2 separate regions of the Homo sapiens genome follow, and region 2 is linked to region 1. Evidence: chromatin loops called from intact Hi-C (ENCODE). Cell type or tissue: GM12878. All regions are shown on one strand.

Region 1 (5,000 bases):
CTATCAAGTGCTTCACTCCTAAGTAATTCACCAAGTGCGTTCTAAAGTGACTACCTTTGACCAGCTCCAAGTCCTCTTCCAGGCTCATCTCACCATGGCTCCAGCTCTAGGAGCAGCTCAGATGCCTGAGCTGATCCCACCAGTGTTACTACCTATGGTCATGGTATTGCAGTGGTCAGTGGTGGGAGCTTCCGTTGCTGCCACAGGTCAGTAGGACTGCTGCTGATCTGGGCCTGGCAGTCTCAGAAGAAGAGCATTAGGTGAACCAACAATTCAAGAGATAAGTACTTTCCCTGCTCTGAAGGTATCACAGCCCATTCTCCTCAACCTTTTGGGCTGTGTCTGGAAAAGGCATTTGGTTCAGACAAGGATTAAGTCTGCAGGAGGCCCAGATTTCACTAACAGCATGCTTCCCTCAAGGTGATCCCCTCCTGTCCTTCTCTCACACCCATTCCACCAGCAAAGTCAGTGCAGCAGTGCGAAGAGATCTATGTTTCCTTTACGCTCTTCTCATTCACAACACCCAGTGTGGCATTTCAAAAGTGCCCATTCACATCCTTTGCAATTGTCTCTTTTTATTATTATATCCTCTGAGGGAAGGAAGTAGGAGTACTTAAGGATATAAGGGCAAAGTTACTTCCAGCATAGCTCTGACACTAAAACTTAACAAAGCCTTGAGGACCCCATTCAGCATGTTCCTAAAAACATGCTTCTGGCACACCTGTCCTAGCCTTTCACCAGCTTTCCACCAGGAATTCCCACTCTTCCATTCATAATTCTGCAGAACTATTTTTTTTTTTTGAGACAGTCTTGCTCTGTCACCCAAGCTGGAGTGCAGTTGCGCGATCTCAGCTCATTGCAACCTCTGCCTCCCCAGCTCAAGCGATTCTCCTGCCTCAGCCTCCCGAGTAGCTAGGATTACAGATGCCCACCACCACACCCAGCTAATTTTTGTATTTTTAGTAGAGACGGGGTTTTGCCGTGTTGAACAGGCTGGTCTTGAACTCCTGACCTCATAGAACTCTTAAAAGAATGCATGGTATTGCAGTTTGTTCAAAGTGGAGTGATAGGCAAAGGGGAAGAAGGAACTAATATCCTCTAGCAGTGTATTTTGTACCAAAGAACAAGCATCTTCAGGCTTTCATATACTCTGATCAAAATAACATTTTGCTTAAAATTACAATATAATTTAAATTCATGATTATTAGAAACTTAATATTGTCTCAATTGTGATTATTTTCCTTGGAAGAATATATAGTATAATAAAGATTATTTTAAAATTCATTACAGTGGTTTTTATTTAGAGGCTATGGCATATTGTATTGTATTATTAGAGATGAATTCACTGATAAATTTATCACTGATATAACTAAAACCAAATAGTAAATAATATTCCATTTTTATGAATTCATCATATACAAACTTCAAGCATTATCACAGGTATTCATTAAGTGAAATGCATACAACCCCATCAACCTCATCATTATCAACAAATTCAAAGAAATTTTAATGAATTACTAACATAATATATAGGATTAAATTCAGCCTTGCACATTTCACAGACAGCCAAAAACGGATGCCCCTTTTTTCCCATTAAGTGTGATTTCTGTTGATCCCACAGATGGAGGTCACATTTTTATACCATCTGCACCTCCCTCCACTCTACCCCTCTGCCCCCACAGTGCCCAATGCCACCTTTAAGATGCCATGATATTCCCTGAAGACACTACCTCTCAAGCCATGGCCCCAGCTCCATTCTTCCACCCCTTACTCAACCCAGGTCCAGTGAGCTCAGTGCAGCCAACATCTCAGGACACAGGGGCTGATTCCATCACCTATGTAAAGGAATCCACAAAGCAATGGGGACTGACACCCAAAGGCAGTGACCCCAGCCTGCCATGTTTGTGCACACTTGTGCTGCGTCGCTTAGCACATAGGATGTGATTTAATTGCTCAGTTGTCCATCTGGCCTTCTGAAAAGCTGTGAGCTAGTCAAGGGGAGAAATGTGTTCTGTTTGTCCCCATATTACCAGGCCCCACAAAGGACGTACCCTGGCTTCAGAGCATGTGAGCTGAATGAAGAAAAAAAAGTGGAACAGCAGCCAGAGGGCCTGAACGGTGGATAATTGGACCGTCATCGAGATTTCCTGCTTCCCTTTTGTCATTCCTCAAAATATGCGCCTTAAGAATATGCTGAAAGCCTGGTCCTTGGGAGTGTGTGGTGCTTCCCCTCCCTTTGGGGAGCAAAGGAGGACACATAGTTGGGCTGTGCATCATAATACCCAGGATAAAAGGGCTGAGGCCCTGGGTTCCTCAGTCCACAATCACCTCAGGAAGAACCTTCTCCTGCCTCCACCAAACCAGGTGAGCGTCCAGCTGGCGAGAGGACCTGGGCTGAAAGGGCTGCGCAAACACGTCTGTGCTTCAACAAGGAGAGGGGAGGAGGCAGACACGGTGGAGGCGGCAGAGAGGCTGTGGTGGGTGGCCGGCTGGGACTGGGATGGGAGATGGGCGGGATAGTGAGGAAGACAGACAAGTCTGCGAGCCACTTCAGGGGCTCCGCGATGCTGCGACCTCTGAACCCCCTTTTCCTCATGTGCGCAGAGATGCGTTGCCTCCTCACACCCTGCGCTCACAGGCGTCCAGAGAGACGCCACCCTGGAGGGTCATGGGCGTTGTGTTCACGGGACGCCTGCAGGGGGAGCTGTTCGCATCGGGTCCGGAGGTGTGACAGGCCCCGCAGGGCGTGCGCAGGAGCCCCAGAGGCCCACCCAGGAGTGTCAGCTGCCTCCCAGGCAGGGGAGAGGGCCGGAGGAAGGGGCAGTATCAGGCCGGTTTAACTTCAGATCCGTTTGCATTCCCCTTCCCCAGGTCTTAGCTGGAGGGCAGACTGAGTTTAGGGGAAGGGATCCACAATTAAACCAAAGCATGAGGAGGCCCTGGCCTGAAACCTGCATTGACACGTATTTTGCTTTGCTTTTATTTTGCCCAGGCTCCCTGACCTCCTGCCTAGATGTCCTGCCAGCAGAACCAGCAGCAGTGCCAGCCTCCGCCCAAGTGCCCTGCAAAGAGCCCAGCACAGTGTCTGCCTCCAGCTTCCTCCAGCTGTGCCCCAAGCTCTGGGGGCTGTGGGCCCAGCTCCGAGCGCAGCTGCTGCCTGAGTCACCACAGATGCCGCAGGTCTCACCGTTGCCGTTGCCAGAGCTCCAACTCCTGTGACAGGGGAAGTGGTCAGCAAGGCGGGAGCTCCAGCTGTGGCCACAGTTCTGCGGGCTGCTGCTGACCTGAGCCACGAGATTAAGTAAAAATATTTGAGAAAAGAAAGTGCCAAAATGACTGGAACCAGCCCTAGCCTGGTGCTTCTTTGCTCCTGTCTCCTCTTTCCTACTGAGATGTTCCTTGATGAGTTTCAAGTACTCCCCCAGGGGATTTATCCTGCTGGTCTTAGTGTTTTCCCTCCTTCTTTAATATCCCTGTGCTGTGAAGAATAAAGCTGTGCTTTCTCGTTGCAAGCTCTGTCCAGTGCGTTCCCGTCTTTGCCTTACAGGGGCTGCCCCACATTGGGTACATAGGCCTATCTTAGGAACAGACACAAGTGGGTCATACACCCCTCAACTCACAAAACCCTTTTAGGGGGGTTGTATATTAGTGTGGGAATGAGGTGAGCAGTCTTTCACAAGGTCAAGGACAGAAGCATGAGTTGGAAATAAACACAGAGCTCTGGAAAACAAAGGGAATGAGCTTACTGGGCCCGTTCAGATCCTTCCGAAAACACTTTGGTAGCTCAGCCCTAGATGGCAGAGAAGAAGAGAAGCTCCAGATGGGAGCAGGTCCTTGGTCCTCTGGTTCCTCCAACTCTGATACTCTGTAGTCTTCATGACCCAGGACCACAGCAGCCCCCAGAGCTGTGGCAGCAACTGGAGCCTCCAGAATGCTCTGTTGGGCATGTCAGTGGGATCTGTGGGCCCATGGTGACTCCGGTAGCAGCTTCCTGCAGAGCTGGAACCACAACAGAAATAGACTGGCAGCAAACAACCAAAAGGATACTTGAGGGTTAGGCACTTGGGAGGGGGCTGACAGTGCTGTTAGTTTTTCCTTTCAGGACATCTCAGCTCAGTGATCCCTGGAAGAAATGAAAAAGTAAATCATTGTTTTCTATCTATCTATCTATCTATCTATCTATCTATCTATCTATCTATCTATCTATCTCTATCTACCTATCTGTCTCCCCTTGTCCCTCACCGTCTTTCTCAGACCCTGACCCTATGACCCTAAGCTCACGTTTTTGCTAACCTAAGGGCAGCAGGGAAACAGGGCCTTGGGCAGGGATGAATTGGCTCAGAATGTTTGCTGATCAAGGTATTTTCTCCTCCTACTTTGATTTAGAATCAGAAAAAAAGGAGATGGGACATGGAGAGTGATGATAGTGATGGACTCTACTCCAAGTAACAGCTCTTCAAACTCTAGCCCCTCAGTAGGAAATTCAATAATTATTCAGTAGATGCCCAGATGTTTTCTGATAGAAGGGAACCAGGAAGTCCCTGTAACACCCAAATATCTGGCCTTGATTATCAAGACTGTTGAAAACTAATTGTCTATACTATTTTATTCATTAATTAATTCATTCAAACAACAGGAATTGAGGACACAGTTCAGATATATGTTGACACAAAGGACTCAGAAATGTGTGAAATATGATTCCCATCCTTGAGATGCCGACTGACAAGTCAGCAATCCACTTATGAGCTGGAATGATATGGACTGTTACATAAGTGTGTGGGAAGTCCATGGGACTTATCCTTTGGATGGTAACCCCCTGTTTCCCTGACAAGAGTGAAGTGTCCAGACATTGTCACTAGTATCATTTGTGGGTGTTGGGTGAGGTTTCTGGCCTGCAAAATGACCTTTGATGGTCCTGTGATGGCCTAGCTAAAGTGACTAAGAGGAACTAATGGGACCCAAGAGCCAGGAGTCCCTGGGCAGAAGGTTTCCTGGCAGAG
Region 2 (5,000 bases), 130 kb after region 1:
AGTGGTCAGGGTCGATTTCTCCCCAGATCAGAGAACGGAGACCCAGAGCCAGAACAGAGATGCAGCTGGCCTTCAGCCACATGGCTAGAAAGTAGCAGGCCCAGAACCCATGTCTGCTGAATTTCAGCCCCTTAAGAAAACCACAGATGCTGCAACTCTCAGTGGAGCTAGAGAAGACCCTTCGCCAGCTGGAGAGGTCCCTCAAGGGACAGCAATCCTGTCCCATATGACAAGGGGGAAACTAGGGATGAGGGATGTAAACCTGCTCTCCCAGGACTCTTGGAGTTGAGAGGAATTTTGGTCTTCATTCAGGGCTGTCCAGTGAAGTCACCCCAGGTCACTTTCTGAACAGCCTAAGTACAAACACAAATCCTAAATCTCCCAGAGCCCAGACTCAGGCTCGCTGAGTTGTCACTCTTGTTGAGACACCCCCTGGTGGTGTGGTAGGAAAATCCTTTTGATTCTCTGGCCTGTGGTCTCAGGGAAGTTATTTAACCTCTCTCAGCCTCAGTTTCTATATCTGTAATGATGGAAAAAATACTGCCTAATATTTGGGGATTGGTCTGAGAATAAATTAGACTGCAAATCTAAACTTACTAGCACGGAGCCTGACACAGGGAAGTCATTCAATGTGTGTTTCTTTCCCCCTCCTTAACCTCTTCCTTTTATAATAGTGACGCAGCATACTTCATAGAGTTAGCTTAAATAATGTCAGAGATGTGAAGTAGACAAGACCTATTGAAGACGGAATCTGTTTTTCTTTTTTTTTTTGAGATGGAGTCTCACTCTGTTGCCAGGCTGGAGTGCAGTGGCGTGATCTTGGCTCACTGCAACCTCTGACTCCCTGGTTCAAGCAATTCTCCTTCCTCAGCCTCCCGAAGAGCTGGGATTACAGGCATGTACCATCAAACCCATTTTCATGTATTTTTCATAGAGACGGGGTTTCATCATGTTGGCAGGGAGGGTCTCGATCTCCTGACCTCGTGATCTGCCCGCCTTGGCCTCCCAAAGTGCTGGGTTTACAGGCATGAGCCACCGCGCCCGGCCGAAGTTGGAATCTTAAAAGAAAACTCAAGGAATCTCTATTAAAATAGGTCCCTGCTTCCTTGGGACTGAAACATCACAGAACCTCACCCTGTCAGTCCTTGCAATAACTATAGGAGTCAAGATGTTTGGGGGCCTTGGATTTGAACCTTAAGTTTTTGACTGTGAAATGAGAAGAGAGGTCAATAACTCAGCAAATATTTATTAAGCTTCAAATGTCTCCCAAACACCAAGAACAAGGCTGAGTGAGGAAAGAAAGACTAAAGGAATGGACATGAAAATGGGCAAGACACACTCCCTGCCACATAGGAACATACAAGCTGGACATGGAAGTCAGGACACACACAAGGGAGCTACACAGCCAGAGGTGAAGAGCACAGACTCGGGAGCCAGTGTGTGGGTTTGAGCCCTAACTCAGTTTTTGTACTTTCTTTTTTTTTTTCTTTGAGATGGAGTCTCGCTCTGTGGCCCAGGCTGGAGTGCAGTGGCGCGACCTCGGCTCACTGCAAGCTCCACCTCCCGGGTTCACGTCATTCTCCTGCCCCAGCCTCCCAAGTACCTGGGACTACAGGTGCCTGCCACCACGCCCGGCTAATTTTTTGTATTTTTAGTGGAGACGGGGTTTCACCACTCTCCAAGACTAGCCAAGATGGTCTCGATCTCCTGACCTCGTGATCCGCCCGCCTCAGCCTCCCAAAATGCTGGGATTACAGCCGTGAGCCACGGCGCCCTGCCTATTTTTTACTTTCTTTTGAGACAATGTCTCACTCTGTCACCCAGGCTGGAGTGCAGTGGTGCAGTCATGACTCACTGCAGCCTCGACTTTCTGGGCTCAGGTGAACCTCCAGCCTCAGCCTCCCTAGTAGCTGGGACTATAGGTGCACACAAACACACCTGGATAAATTTTTTTGTATTTTTTGTAGAGGTGGGGTTTCACCATGTTGCCCAGGCTGGTCTCCAACTCCTGGGCTCAAGCGATCTGCCTGCCTTGGCCTCCCAAAGTGCTGGGATTACAGACGTGAGCCACTGCGCCTTGCCCCCAACTCAACTTTGGGCAAGATACTTACCTTATCTGGAAAGAACTTGGTTTCTATAAAATAAGGACAATAAGAAGGTCAATTAACTGGGTTGTTGGGGTGTGTGTGTGTGTGTGTGTGTGTGTGTGTGTGTGTGATAAAATAGAATAAATATTTTATAGGGACAAACCTGGCTTAGGCTGTATGTGTGTGTGTTAATTTATATAAGATATAATAAAAATAAAGTATGAAATTAAAATATTATTTACAATATAGAAATTTATTAAAGCACTTTAAATAGTACCTGACACATAATAATCACATATAAGTTTTGCTATGTTAACCAGATACACCACATAAAAAGCAGACCAGAGTTCCATGCTTCATAGAGGAAAACACAGTTGACTCTGATTACTTGGGATTGACAGCATCCCATCAGGTCTTGAAAGAAAAAGGGATTTGCTGTGACCTCTGCAGCAGCTTCCTGCTCTTCGCCTATCCTCATTACTGTAGCCCAGCAAAATCTCCAGGATTTACTGCCATTTCTAAACTCCTGCCTCTGATTCTGTCGCCCCCTACCGTCCCATGTGTGTAAGGCAAATTGGATGCTCCACCTCTCCCTCAGTGCACAGAAGTGCTAAAACCCTAATCCAAGGGTTTACAGCCTTACTCAAGAGACTTGGACAAGTGTGTGACACGGCTGTGAAATAAGAAATAATAGGAGCAGAGTTGGAGAAAATGTTGGACATGGAAACCCTTGGAAGACAGATGTGTTAGTTTGCTAAGGCTGCCAAAACCAAGTGTCACAAAGTGGTTTAAACAACAGAAATTCATTTTCTCTCAATTCTGGATCCCAGAAGTCTTACATCGAGAGTTGATGGGCTTTGTTTCTTCTCTCCTTAGCTTACAGACATCCATCTTCTGCTTGTGTCCTCACTTGGTCTTCCCTCTGTGCATGTCTGTGTTCTAATTTTCTCTTCATATATGGACACCAGCCATATTGGATTAGGGCCCACACCTGATGACTTCATTTTAACTTAACTCCCTCTTTAAATACCCTGTCTCCAAATATGGTCACTTTCTGAGGTCCTGGGCTTGGGACTTTAACATATGAATTTTGGGAGGACACAATTCAGCCTATAATAACAGATAAGAGGAGTAGCCTCCCTCAGGAACCAAACGTAAGCCCTGTACCATCACAGATACCCATGAAGAGGGGGACAAAGATGGAGATGGGTGGAAATAAACTAAGACCCCCCCCCCACCCATGCCCACCTCATTAAGGATTCAGCTGACTTTGGAGGGTGGATAGAGATTACACCAAGGCCTCAGGGGGGAAGTGAGGACTAGGCAGCTTTCAGAGGATGGGCTTTGAAGCTTCTGCATCCTGAGGTCCAGGAAATTAACCCTGTCACACTCCCTCTCCACAGTACCCCAACATTCTGCAACAAGGAGTTCCCTGGTATGCCTCCAGCATACTATAAAAGAGCAGAACTGGCCGGGTGGGGTGGCTAAGGCCTGTAATTCCAGCACTTTGAGAGGCCAAAGTGGGTGGATCATTTGAGGTCAGGATTTCGAGACCGGCCTGGCCAACATAGTGAAACCCTGCCTCTACTAAAAACACAAAAATTAGCTGAGCGTGGTGCTGCATGCCTGTAATCCAAGCTACTAGGGAGGCTGAGGCAGGAGAATCGCTTGAACCTGGGAGGTGGAGGCTGCAGTGAGCCAAGATCGCACCACTGAACTCTGTTGCCTGGGCAACAGAGCAAGACTCTGTCTCAAAAAAAAAAAAAAAAGAAAAAAAAAAAAGCAGAACCAGTCCTATGATCATCACTGACACATCTAATCAGCCTATATATATAGACTGGCCTAGACATTCTAGAAGCATTCTTTGAAATAGATTGTTTCTTGGAGTAAGGAATTTATATCTTTGGGATAATAGCTGTGGCATTTTCCCCTTTTCTCCCCTTGTGAGTAAGGAGAGTTTGTTTTTCCCACTTTTCAAGCCAAGCAAAGAGTCCATAAGAAAATCACTCTGAGATATTGGGGGTCTCTGCAGGAAAGTGAGATGATGTATTGTATCTCATTCGGATGCTTGATGTGCTGTGGAAAGAGAGATGTTCAGCTGTGCTGGGTTGACTGCCAGCATACAGAACAGTGAGGGGATGCTGGAAAGAGCTTGCCATGTGCCCTGGATTTGGGGAGGCGTCCCTGATTGGGTATAGGTCCTGTCACCCAGGTAGTGAGCATTGTACCCAACAGGTAGTTTTTCAACTCATGCCATCATCCTAAGCGAATTAACACAGGAACAGAAAACCAAATAACACATGTTCTTATTTATGTGTGCTGAACATTTAGAACACAGGGACCTAAAGATGGGGACAATAAACAGTGGGCACTACTTGCGGGGAGGGACAGAGAGAGATATTACTGATTATAAAGTCTGCAGCACCCATCCAAACTATCCACTGAGACCCCAATATATGGGAAAAAGGAATATATCCAAAACAAACCCCATGTGAACAAGACAGAGAAGGAGAAACAACGCAGGAAAGTAGATCAGACCACCCACTGCTTGCCAATGCAGATTCCCAGGACCTGGTTTAGGTCTGAGCTGACAGAGCAGAGAAATCTTTTAAATTGTGCTGGACTGAAGTCTTTAAGCCCTGAAAGTGACCAGAAAGCTATAAAATCTGCCAGAGACTTCATTAAGGCACAGTAAAGAGATTTAATATAGGGTTTTAAGTATCTGAGTTGATAAATAAATAAATAATTTTCCATCTGTAAAATATAAAGTGCAAACCTTCAATATGTTTTCTCCAAGAGCCATTTTTGTCATTATTGTCAGAAGTTATTTCTAATCACATGTATGATTGCTACCCTCATTAAATAGTGAACCTCTCCACCCAGAGAATGCACCTAGTGGTTACTTTCCTTAAA

What was found. Hi-C counts contacts between places; a loop is a spot of excess contacts. Peaks named below come from ENCODE experiments on the same cell type or tissue, not always from the same donor. Only the 100,000 strongest peaks of a DNase experiment are listed, where the experiment ranks them.
Region 2: a loop joins it to region 1, with 2.8 times the contacts of the local background. A loop is called at or near these places in 2 of 110 quality-filtered maps.

What each region holds. Positions count from the first base shown.
Region 1 is chr1:152,621,117-152,626,116 of GRCh38, reverse strand. LCE3A (late cornified envelope 3A) reads left to right here and starts at 3,014. Exons shown (of 1, transcript NM_178431.1): 1 at 3,014-3,283. The coding sequence starts at 3,014. The coding sequence ends at 3,283. In GM12878, a CTCF peak has its summit at 2,682 (motif pointing right); no DNase peak of the experiment used is centred here.
Region 2 is chr1:152,492,909-152,497,908 of GRCh38, reverse strand. No RefSeq gene overlaps it. Among named protein-coding and RNA genes, the nearest start is that of LCE5A, 15 kb to the left of the region's middle. In GM12878, CTCF peaks have their summits at 428 (motif pointing left) and 2,634 (motif pointing left); a DNase peak (open chromatin) is centred at 2,685.